Linked DNA regions of Homo sapiens: region 2 is linked to region 1. The links are chromatin loops, found by intact Hi-C in ENCODE. Cell type or tissue: HCT116. All regions are shown on one strand. Each heading gives the region's core, and the rest is flanking DNA. Links, peaks and the distances in the headings are about the cores only. Region 1 has its middle 37 kb from the start of ATG4C. Region 2 overlaps KANK4 (KN motif and ankyrin repeat domains 4).

Region 1 (5,385 bases), core at 154-5,153:
ACTAAAGAACTTATTCATGTAACCAAATACCACCTGTACCCCAATAACTTAAGGAAAAAAATTTAAAAATAAATAAATAAAATTTTTTTAAAAATTGGCCAAGGATGGTGGTGTGTGCCTGTGGTCCCAGCTACTTAGGAGGCTGAGGCAGGAGGATGACTTGAGCCCAGGAGATCAACGCTGCAGTGAGCCATGTTTGCACCACTGCACTCCAGCCTGGGCAACAGAACACATTTCTGTCTCATAAATAAATAAGTAAATAAATAAATAAATCTAAGTATCTTTGGTTAAATTCCACTTTGGGTAGGGCTAAGAGAGGAGATGTGAACTCTGAGAGCCCAAATATTATGTCTTTCAAGTCTATTTTTTTGGTAAGTCAATTTTTGACTACCCTTTCTTTACTTATTGTGCCCTGTGAACTCTTCCATGTCCATACCCATTCATTGTCTATAATCTTGGCACTTTCTTATTCATTAATTCAACAAATATTTATTCCCTATCACCTTTATTTATGCATTTCTATAGATGCTAGAGATAGGGTAAATAAAAGTATGGCAAAACCAGCAATTACTTTTGCACCAACCTAATATGATTTTTTAAGAAATTTATAATTTCATTAGAGAAATAGATGTATAAACAAAGAAATTATAATACAAACATTGTGATAAGTGCAGGAAGTAGAAAATAGTGATTATTGCTTTCTTCAAACATAAAGTATTGTTAGTCAGGAGTCCTTCAGTTGTAAGTGCCAGAAACCCAATTTCAAACAGCAAAAGCAGAAAATGGAATCTATTGGCTCACATCCCTACAAATTCCAGGAATAGAACTGTGCTAAGGGACTCAAATAATGTTGTTGGGTCTTCATAGCTTATTCTGGTTTATTTCTTGCTTTTGGGGCCTTGCTTTTTTCTTCTGAAGATGGACTCTGAAGTGAATTCTACAGCACACTACCCAGATGCCTTATTTAGAATCGAAGCATTGGTTTCCTTCAGGTTTTGGGAGTGTTGGCTGCTGATGGCTCATAGTTGAGTCTCTTTCTGAGACAAAGGGAGGTGTCTCACTCAAGTTTATCCCTCCTCCCTGAGAATAGCTTGAATCCAAAGACTGATCAATGAGGGATACAAAGGGCTGGCCTCTTGCCTTGATTCAGGACGTACCTAAAAGGCCATCCAGCTTTAGAGTTACCCATGGGAACAGTTCAGGAATCTGAGGAACTTAACATCTGACTCTTGGAAGAACGGTTCTGTGGAGAAGAGGGTTGAGTTTATTTTTTTTATTCTGGAGATATAGGGATGAAATGGAGAGAAGTAAAGAAGAGAAAATATGAAGGGAAACCAAACAACTGTTTGAACTGGTGAAAGACTAGGCACCTTGCCCTGTGACTCCTCTCTAGAACCCTGCAGACTTTTATCAAGTATTTGGCTACAAGCAAGTTTTTTGTGAAACCAGTGGAAGAGTCTGTTCTTCCTCTCTCAACTGGCCTAGGATGGGATGGAACTGTAGAGCACAGGCATATTTAGGAGTTTAGAGACATAATTCTGAGGAAATAAGTTCTAGAACTTTGCAGAAGCAGTAGGTAGGGCTATGAACTCTATACATTGTAAGGTTTGACAGGCAAACATCTGGATGTATCTGTCACAGCAACTAATGTCTTAGAGAATAAGGTATAGCTTCACCAAACATTTGAGGAACTAGTAGTAAAAGTAATCAATGCTAATAAATGACAGTATAATAAAATGAAGGCAAAGTGCCACAGGAACAGAAAGGTCTTGAACAGCTAACCGATATATTAAAGAACAAATAGACTTGCCCGGCATGGTGCTATGTATCTGTAGTCCAAGCTACTTGGGAGGCTGAAGCAGGAAGATCACTTTGAACCCAGGAGTTCAAATGCAGCCTGGGCAACATAGAGAGATCCTATCTCTAAAATAAAAAAAGAAAGAAAGAAAAGATAAATTTGTATAAGTCCATTACTTGGCTTTATTATAATACAGAGAAAAACTGAGGGAAGGATTAGACAGGTCTAAAGCTATTAAAAAGAAATATAGCAAGAAAAACTGGAAGTCCATTGTCTGTGAAAAATTAAAAAAATAAATTATGTTCATTCATCTAGCACGGTGAATAAAAATAATTGACATTCTAAGGCTCCAATTAAAACATTTCCAGGCCGGGCCTGGTGGCCCACACCTATAATCCCAGCACTTTGGAAGGCCGAGGCAGGCGCATGAGTCAGGAGTTTGAGACCAGCCTGGGCAATACGGTGAAACCCCGTCTCTACAAAAAATTTAAAAAATTAGCCGGGCATGGGGGCACACACCTGTAATTTCAGCTACTCAGGAGGCTGAGGCAGGAGGATTGCTTGAACCCCGAGGCAGAGGTTTCAGTGAGCTGAGATTGCACCACTGCACTCCAGCCTAGGTGACAGAGTGAGACCTTGTCTCAAAATAAAACGAAACAAAACAAAATCCAAAAGTGTTTCCTCATGTTTTATTAATTAAAAACAAACAAAACCATAGCTGAGGAGGTTTCTCAGCTCAGAGGTTGACTGAGGAGGTTTCTCTGCAAGTGTGTTTACAACTGTGAATGGTAAATCCCACCAGAAGAAAGGCAAATAAATTAGATCGCTCCTGGAAAGCACTCTGCCTCATTCTTCAGCGGTTTTTGATGATGTGACTTAATATATAAAAAAGCACAGAGCTGAACTCAAAATGAAATAGCAGATTAAGAGAGCCATCTACTGGCAACTCATTGAAATCTGTTTAATTTGTTACGTTTCTATGCCCAATATTTTCTCATCACTAATTCTAGGGTCAACTTTCTAGACATATTTAATCTGCTCAACCTTCATGTTATACTTTTTATGAAGGAGGATATCTTTAATATAAGCTACAATTTGTAACACAGATACCCAGGTTTAGGAATTATTCTTTGAAATTTAGCCAACTTGTCTATTACGCTAAGAATGATGATGACAGTACATGTGATGTTTAGTAAAGTGACCAAAATAAAAGCAGACGACATATGTCCAGCACTGATCCATGTACTTTACTTGTATTGATTCTTATAATCTTCACAAGAACCTTATAAAGGAGGTACTATTATTATTTTCATTTTGCAGATAAGGAAACTGAGTACGGAGAAGTTAGATATCTTGCTCAAAGTCCAACAGCTAATAAGATTTTCCCTTCAGATCAGACACAAGACATAGATATTGTTCTTGTCACTTCTATTCAACATTGTTCTAGAGGTTCTAATCAGGGCAATTAGTTAAGAAAAAGAAATAAAACACATCCAAATTGGAAAGGAGAAAAGCAAAACTATCTGTTTATGGATGACATCACATATACAGAAAGTAAATCCTAGGTAATCCACAAAAAAGTTTAAGAGTTAATAAATAAGTGTACTCAAGGTGGTATGGTACAAGATCAATATGCAACAATCAGTTATTTTTCCTATTCACTAGGAACAAGTAATCTGAAAATGAAATTAAGAAAACAACTTCATCTACAATAGCATCAAAAAGAATAAAATACTTAGGAATAAATTTAACACAAGAAATGCAAGATTTCTACACAAAACATACAAAAATCATTGAAAGAAATTAGAGGTTTAAATAAATAGAAAGGCATCTGTGTTCATGGATTGGAAGACTTGATATTGTTAAGATGTCAATACTCTTGAAATTGAGCTACAGATTCAGCGTAATTCCTATGAAAATTCTGGCTGGCTTTTTTTTTTTTTTTACAGAAATTGACAAGATTATTCTAAACTCCATAAGGAAATGCAAGAGACCCAGAAGAGCCAAACAGTGTTGAAAAAGAAGAAAGTTGGAGAACTCACATTTTCCAATTTCAAAACCTACCGCAAAGTTATAGTAGTCAAGACAGTATTGTGCTGGCATAAGGATAGACATATATATCAACAGAATAGAATTGCAGGTTCAGAAATACATCCATAACTTATGGGCAACTGATATTCAACAAACATGCCAATACAATTTAGTGGGGCAAAAATAATCTTTCCGACAAATGACACTAGGACAACTGAATATCCACTTGCACAAGAATGAACTCTTAACCTCATAGCATATACCATCGGAACTCAAAATGGATCATAGACCTAATTATAAGAGCTAAAACTATACTTTTTTATCTTTCTACCTTGTCTAAATATACTTTTATAATAACAAATTGGGAAATATGGTTAAACTTATGGTTTTCTGTTATTGAATGTCATCAAATTGATGAATAACAAATTGATTGAATATCAAAGTTGATTGAGCTTAATTAAGTATTATTGTGTATGTCTGTGTATCCTGTTGATAGACTGGCAATATTTGGGCAAGTAATAAAAGAAAGACATACATAATTTATAAATTATTGCATACTATATTAGTTTGCTAGGGCTGCTATAACAAAGTACCACCAACTGAGTGGCTTAAACAACAGAAATTTGTTATCTCACAATTTTAGAGACCGGAGGTCCACGATCAAAGCATTGACAAGGCCATGCTCCCTCTGAAGGAGCTAGAAAAGATCTGTCTCATGCTCCTACTGGAAAGTATAATTCCAATCGTCACCTAGAGTTATCCCTTCATGTTTGTCTCTGTGTTCAAATTTCCCGTTTTAATAAGGACACCAGTCATATAGGATTCACAGTTCACCCTACTCTGGTATTATCTCACTTTACCTTAACTAATCATATCTGCAATGATTCTATTTCCAAATAAGGTCATATTCTGAGTTACTGGGGTTTAGGATTTCAACCTGTAAATTTTAGGAGCAGGGGACACAATTCAACTCATCACACATGCTTATTCCATGAGATTAGTTTTCTTCCCTTAATTTCAACAAAATAACTAAATGTGTTTTTATAATCAATATTTTTACATAAATTGTATTTTATTGTAAAATGGCCTGAGGAATTAAAAAATAAAAAAGTATAAGGTCATAAAATTTGCATAAATTTTATAAAAATATAAGTTAAAATAAATGTAAAATTTAACAATTATTTTTATATTTTAAAAAGTTATTTTTCTTCTGAAATTGTTAATTTCATTTATTAAAATTCAAAGCAAAAATTTTATTAACAAAATAAAAATTATTCAAGTAAAATAAAAATTTAATATTTTGAAAATATTTAATAGTATTTAATTTTAATTTTATTTAACTTGTTAAATATTTTTATAAAGATAAAACTATTTGCACTGTTAATGTGCAATGCTTGTCATGTTGCCAATGTAAAGAATTGTTAAACTACATCATGAATTATTATGTTTAGATCTACGTATATGTATATATGTACATTGAGGAGTAATATGTAATGTTTAATATTGCAAAATCTTTCTCTTCCACTACATTATTTATTTTGAATAACAAGTTACTC
Region 2 (5,385 bases), core at 230-5,229, 450 kb before region 1:
TTCAGGATATTAACCTCTTATCAGATATATGATTTGCAAAAAATTTCTTCTTGATATATTTTGCAATAACCTTGTATATGGTATAAGATAAGCTTCCAGCTTCATTTTTTTGTATAATTTAACTAATTAATTAATTTTTTTAGATAGGGTCTCACTCTGTTGCCCAGGCTGGAGTGCAGTGGCACAATCATAGCTCACCACAGGCTCAAACGCCTGGGCTCTGCAATCCTCTCACCTCAGCCTTCTGAGTAGCTGGCACTACAGGTGCATACCACCAGGTACACCTAATTTTTTTTTTTGGTTATTGAGACAGAGTCTCTCCCTGTCACCTAGGCTGGAGTGCAATGACGTGATCTCAGCTCAATGCAACCTCCACCTCCCGGGATCAAGTGATTCTCCTGCCTTAGCCTCCCAAGTAGCTGGGATTACAGGTGTGCACCACCACGCCTGGCTAATCTTGTATTTTTAGTAGAGATGGGGTTTCACTGTGTTGGTCAGGCTGGTCTGGAACCCCTGACCTCAAGTGATCCACCCACCTTGGCCTCCCAAAGTGCTGGAATTATAGGTGTGAGCTACCATACTCAGACAACTTTATTTTTTTGCATGGGAATATTCAGTTTTCCCAGCACCATTTGTTGAAAAGATCACCCTCTATTTCCAGAACATTTCACCACCCCAAAAAGAAATGCCCTACTCGTTAGCAGTTATTCCCTATTCCCTCCACTCCACTCCCCATTCCCTCCCAGCCCCAGGAAACCATGAATTTACTTTCTGTCTGTATAGATTTGCCGATTGAGGACACTGCCTACAAATGGAATCATACACCACTGTGATCTTTTGTGACTAGCTTCTTTCACTTAACATGATGTTTTCAAGGTTCACAAGAGCTAAAAAGGATTTTTTCAGGTCACCTAATCTAACCCTGTTTTCAATGTCACACAGTACCTTGGTAATAGAGTCCATACAAGGGCCCATTCTGTGTTTTCTTCCTTAATAACCATGACCCTAGAAACACGTGAACACGCAGGAGGTATGGCAAGTTCTCAATGAGAACTGCACTCTAAGCCTCTCCTTCAAGGTTTTATGTCTGCCCTTACATGGTGCCACTTGACTAGACCAGTATTTCCCCATATTACCTATTGTTCAAATCCTACCCATTCCTCTCACCAGACCCCACCTCCCCCAGGAAGCCATCTGGAGAGCCTATTTGGGTAGAATTCTCTAATTTCTGAAATCCTATAGTAAATAACTACTCTTTAATCGGTGTGAGGCCACATGGGATTAGGAGTCCAATTTGTAACTATAAAAGCCTTCCTCCAATTGAGAATGGCAAATCTCTATTTTAATGGGAGGTGAACCCTGAAAGGCTTCAGAAATCTCAGTTTGATATATCTGGACATGTTTTGGATCACCTGTTCTACACAAGGAAGTCAGCTGATCACTGATTTGTCAGCCTGCTGGACAGGGTAGTGGCAAAAGTCAGCTTTGGAATCCAACAGACACGGGTTCAAATGCTGCTTTTCCTATATATTGAGACCTTGGGCAAGTTAACTAACTCGTCTCATGGTCCCTGTCTAGTCCTGCCATCCACCTTTGTCACTGGATAATTGCCTAATGCTTCTTGCTGGACTGAAAGCTCCCTGACAGCAAGAATCAAGCCTTCTTCTTCTGGGTCTTTCACAGTTCCCAGAGATCTCTTAATAGGGCCCTAGAAATGCCCCTGCCATTAAGTGTCTCAATCTTTGTGTGTGTGTGTGTGTGTGTGTGTGTGTGTGTGTGTGTGTGTGAGACAGAGTGTCACTCTGTTGCCCAGGCTGGAGTACAATGGCACAATCTCGGCTCACTGCAACCTCTGCCTCCCAAGTTCAAGTGATTCTCCTGCCTCAGCCTCCTGAGTAGCTGGGATTACAGGCATGCACCACCACACCCCGCTAATTTTTTTTTTTTGTATTTTTAGTAGAGATGGGGTTTTGGCATGTTGGCCAGGCTGGTCTCGAACTCCTGATCTCAGATGATCTACCGGCCTCGGCTTCCCAAAGTGCTGGGATTACAGGTGTGAGCCACCATGCCCGGCCTCAATTCTTGAAATCTATAATTCTCAAAGCAGAGTCCCTGGCCCAGTGATAGAAACTAAGGGTTTCTAAAAGAATAAAAAATGCATCTCAAATATGTGTATTCTCTTCAATTCTTACAAGCAAGTGTATTACATGGGAATTCATTTTTATAAGGAACTAGGAACATAATATGTGAGTTATTGAGGGTTAATAAGCCTTGGCATTAATAAACAAAAATTAGTGTGTTAGAAGAGTTTACTGAGAATATTCATTTTCTATTCTGTAAAGAAAGGTGACCACCATCCATCACTAAACAATACAGCGAAACTCCTGTGTATGCACCCAGCCTAAGAGGTGGAATTCCAATTCTCAGGAAGGGCGTTTTGGTATTAGTGCAGAAGACATTTGTTGTGTGCTTTTCTTCAGCTACCCAGCACTTTTGTGAACACCCTTCCTATACTTGGTTATTTCCTTCTCAGAAGACCCACCTCCCCAAGATTGAAACTGGAATTTACAGCAAGTGACTATGGGGAGATGGTGGCGTGATGTTCAGCTACTTCATATCCCTTAATAAATTCCTCTTCTATTATAAATAGATAGGCCTGCTAGAGCAGGTTCTGGTGTTCGCAACCGTGACCCTTAATGGCTACAACGCAGCATCGGCAATCTCTTGGTTTTAAACTGCTTCTACTCTATTAATTTACATTACTTATAAAATTACTTTTAGGAGTTTCTGTTGATTGTTGTCCTGAGTATTTGCTGCATTACTTTGATTAGTTTTCTCTTCTCCTTTAATCCTTTGTTACTACCAAATTCTCTCCCACTGCAAAGTAGGAGCGAGTGGACTCAGTGGGCCACAAAGTCTTTTGCTCCCCTGAACTGGGCTACAGTCCAGAGGGCTTGGAAACCACAATTTGGAGTAAATGTTTCCTAGGAATTCAGCTCCACTTCCTCCCTCCTGGGTCACTTCAGCGAAAGCCTCTCAAGGGTAGGCACAAATACTCCACAGGGGGGCACCCCTGCACCCACCCTCTTTGGGCAGCTCCCATCCGAGCAGCATCATCCCTGGTCCAGAATTCAGCAGATGCCTCTGCAGGCATCAGCTGGGTGCCACAGCTCGAGTTGCAGGTGCAGACAGTTTAGAGCTTGCGTGGGCTGTTGCATCTGCCTTCTGGGTTGGGAGGAAGGTTTTTGTTGGCTCAAATATGCACAGGCTGCACATTCAGGAAAATCAGTTTAAACCAAACTGAGGCTAAGTGATCCCCAGAACCTGGGTGGAGAAAGCGATGTTTCCAGATTTTTCAGGCGGGAAAGCTGTTATTATTTCACAATGCCCCACCTAACCCTCTGGCAAGTTCAGTCTGACAAGAAGCGGACATGTGTGATGTGGGTCCAGCAAAGATGGTGACCACCCAGCCTCGGCAGCATGCCAGCCAGAGGAAGGGCAGGTATCATCAGAGATGAATCAAAGAGACTTCAGGAGAGATGAAGTGCACCAGGAACTTCTCTGAACTTCAACTTTCCCTTGAAAGAGATGGGATTCCTTCAGTGTTCCATCCGGTAATACAAAGGAAGGTTATATATTGTTGTGGCCTGGGTTTTGTTTTGCTTTAATGTGGGCAAAGTTACTAAGAAAAGGCATTGCCAAAATTGACAATATCACCCAGGTTTATATCACCCCACGGAGCAGCTCAAAGGTGTCACAGAATGGTGGGGCATTTGGAGCATAGCATAGGCAGACTTTTATTAGTGACTCTGCTCACATCTTTTCTTTTTTTTTTTTGAGATGGAATTTTGCTCTGTCGCCCAGGCGGGAGTGCAGTGGCGCCATCTTGGCTCACTGCAACCTTCACCTCCCGGGTTCAAGCGATTCTCCTGCCTCAGCCTCCCAAGTAGCTACAGGGACTATAGGCGCCCGCCACAAAGCCCGGCTAATTTTTTTGTATTTTTAGTAGAGACAGGGTTTCGCCATGTTGCCCAGGCTGGTCTCAGGCAATCCTGGCTGGTCTCCTGAGCTCAGGCAATCCACCCGCCTTGGCCTCCCACAGTGCTGGGATTACAGGGGTGAGCCACTGCACCTGGCCTTGCTCACATCTTTTCTTCCAGCCAGGTTATGGGCTCTTTCAAATCAAGGTTCCCCTTTTGTGCTCCTGGGTATCCTTTATGTTCAATCAGTCCACTGATTATCTACTGTTGGGAGGAGAGAAATATAAAACAGGGTCTTGGACGACATTTGCACCCATAAAGGGGCAACTGAGGCTCAATGACCTGCCCACCTCATACAGCAGGGCCAAGGTCAGAGTCTGCTTTTGAGACTCCTAACCCAGTGCTTTCCTTTACAAATCTCATGTACTGGTCCTCAGTGTGATATTGGAGGACATGGAATTGATGGTTTCTTTAAAAAGAATGTGGCCAGCGTCCCCAGTTTAAATGTGGAATAATGGAGTTTTTATTGTGGTAAAGTGTGCCAGAGAACTGCTCATACTTCTGTTGGTGATCTTTGCTTGCAGCCTCTGGCTGCAGGGAAAGTATAACGCATAACAATAAAAATAGTTGCCAACATCAATTAAGTATTGACTCTGTCCTGGGTAAGTCCTTTACCCATCCTTACTCAGTGCCTAGGACAACCTGGGCACGACTCCTCTGTAAACCAGATAAAGATGCTGCCTCATGGCCCAGCCTCAGTTCAGGGCTGTGTTCAAAGAATCAGCAGTTAAGGAGAAAAAAGTTAATTGGAAGCAATCCAAACCTTCACTGCGGTCTCTAGAGAAAATACCAAACGGGAAGTGCATTCTTAGCACGAAGCAAAAGTCTTAAATTTTTTCTTTCCCATCTCTGCTGTTCTAGGTGTCTATTTCCAGCAGAGTGACTGCCCCAGCAGCAGTGTGTGCCGTTCCCCAACATCCTTATGTGAATCCTCCCACCTGGTTCTTCACTCCCTCACCTCCCCCGCCTCTGGCATCTACTCATCCCTCCACTGCCAGCCTCTCTCTGGCCCCTTCATTGGGAATTCCAATATTGGCTCCATTTGTCCATGGCTTTTTCATCACTGAATGACCTCAATCTGCATAATAATGGAGGGATAACAGCCAAGAAAGCTCTGCCAGAAGTGTCCTTTGTAGGAAATTACTTAGAAGGCTCCGAAAGCACAGAAATTATTTTTGGTGGTTTTTTTGGTTTTTGTTTTTGTTTTTTTGAGACAGGGTCTCGCTCTGACACCCCGTCTGGAGTGCAGTGGCATAACCACAGGTCACTGCAGCCTCAATCTCCTGGGCTCAGGTGATCCTTCTGCCTCAGTCTCCTGAGTAGCTGGGACTACAGGTGCACACCA

The links. Peaks named below come from ENCODE experiments on the same cell type or tissue, not always from the same donor. Only the 100,000 strongest peaks of a DNase experiment are listed, where the experiment ranks them.
Region 2: a loop joins it to region 1, with 5 times the contacts of the local background. A loop is called at or near these places in 2 of 110 quality-filtered maps.

The regions. Positions count from the first base shown.
Region 1 is chr1:62,743,990-62,749,374 of GRCh38, forward strand. No RefSeq gene overlaps it. Among named protein-coding and RNA genes, the nearest start is that of ATG4C, 37 kb to the right of the region's middle. In HCT116, for the core only: a CTCF peak has its summit at 2,748 (motif pointing left); a DNase peak (open chromatin) is centred at 2,702; H3K4me3 peaks cover 459 bases.
Region 2 is chr1:62,291,320-62,296,704 of GRCh38, forward strand. The region is part of intron 1 of KANK4 (KN motif and ankyrin repeat domains 4); the gene reads right to left. Among named protein-coding and RNA genes, the nearest start is that of KANK4, 25 kb to the right of the region's middle. RefSeq lists an enhancer at 4,828-4,887. In HCT116, for the core only: a CTCF peak has its summit at 3,063 (motif pointing right); a DNase peak (open chromatin) is centred at 3,012.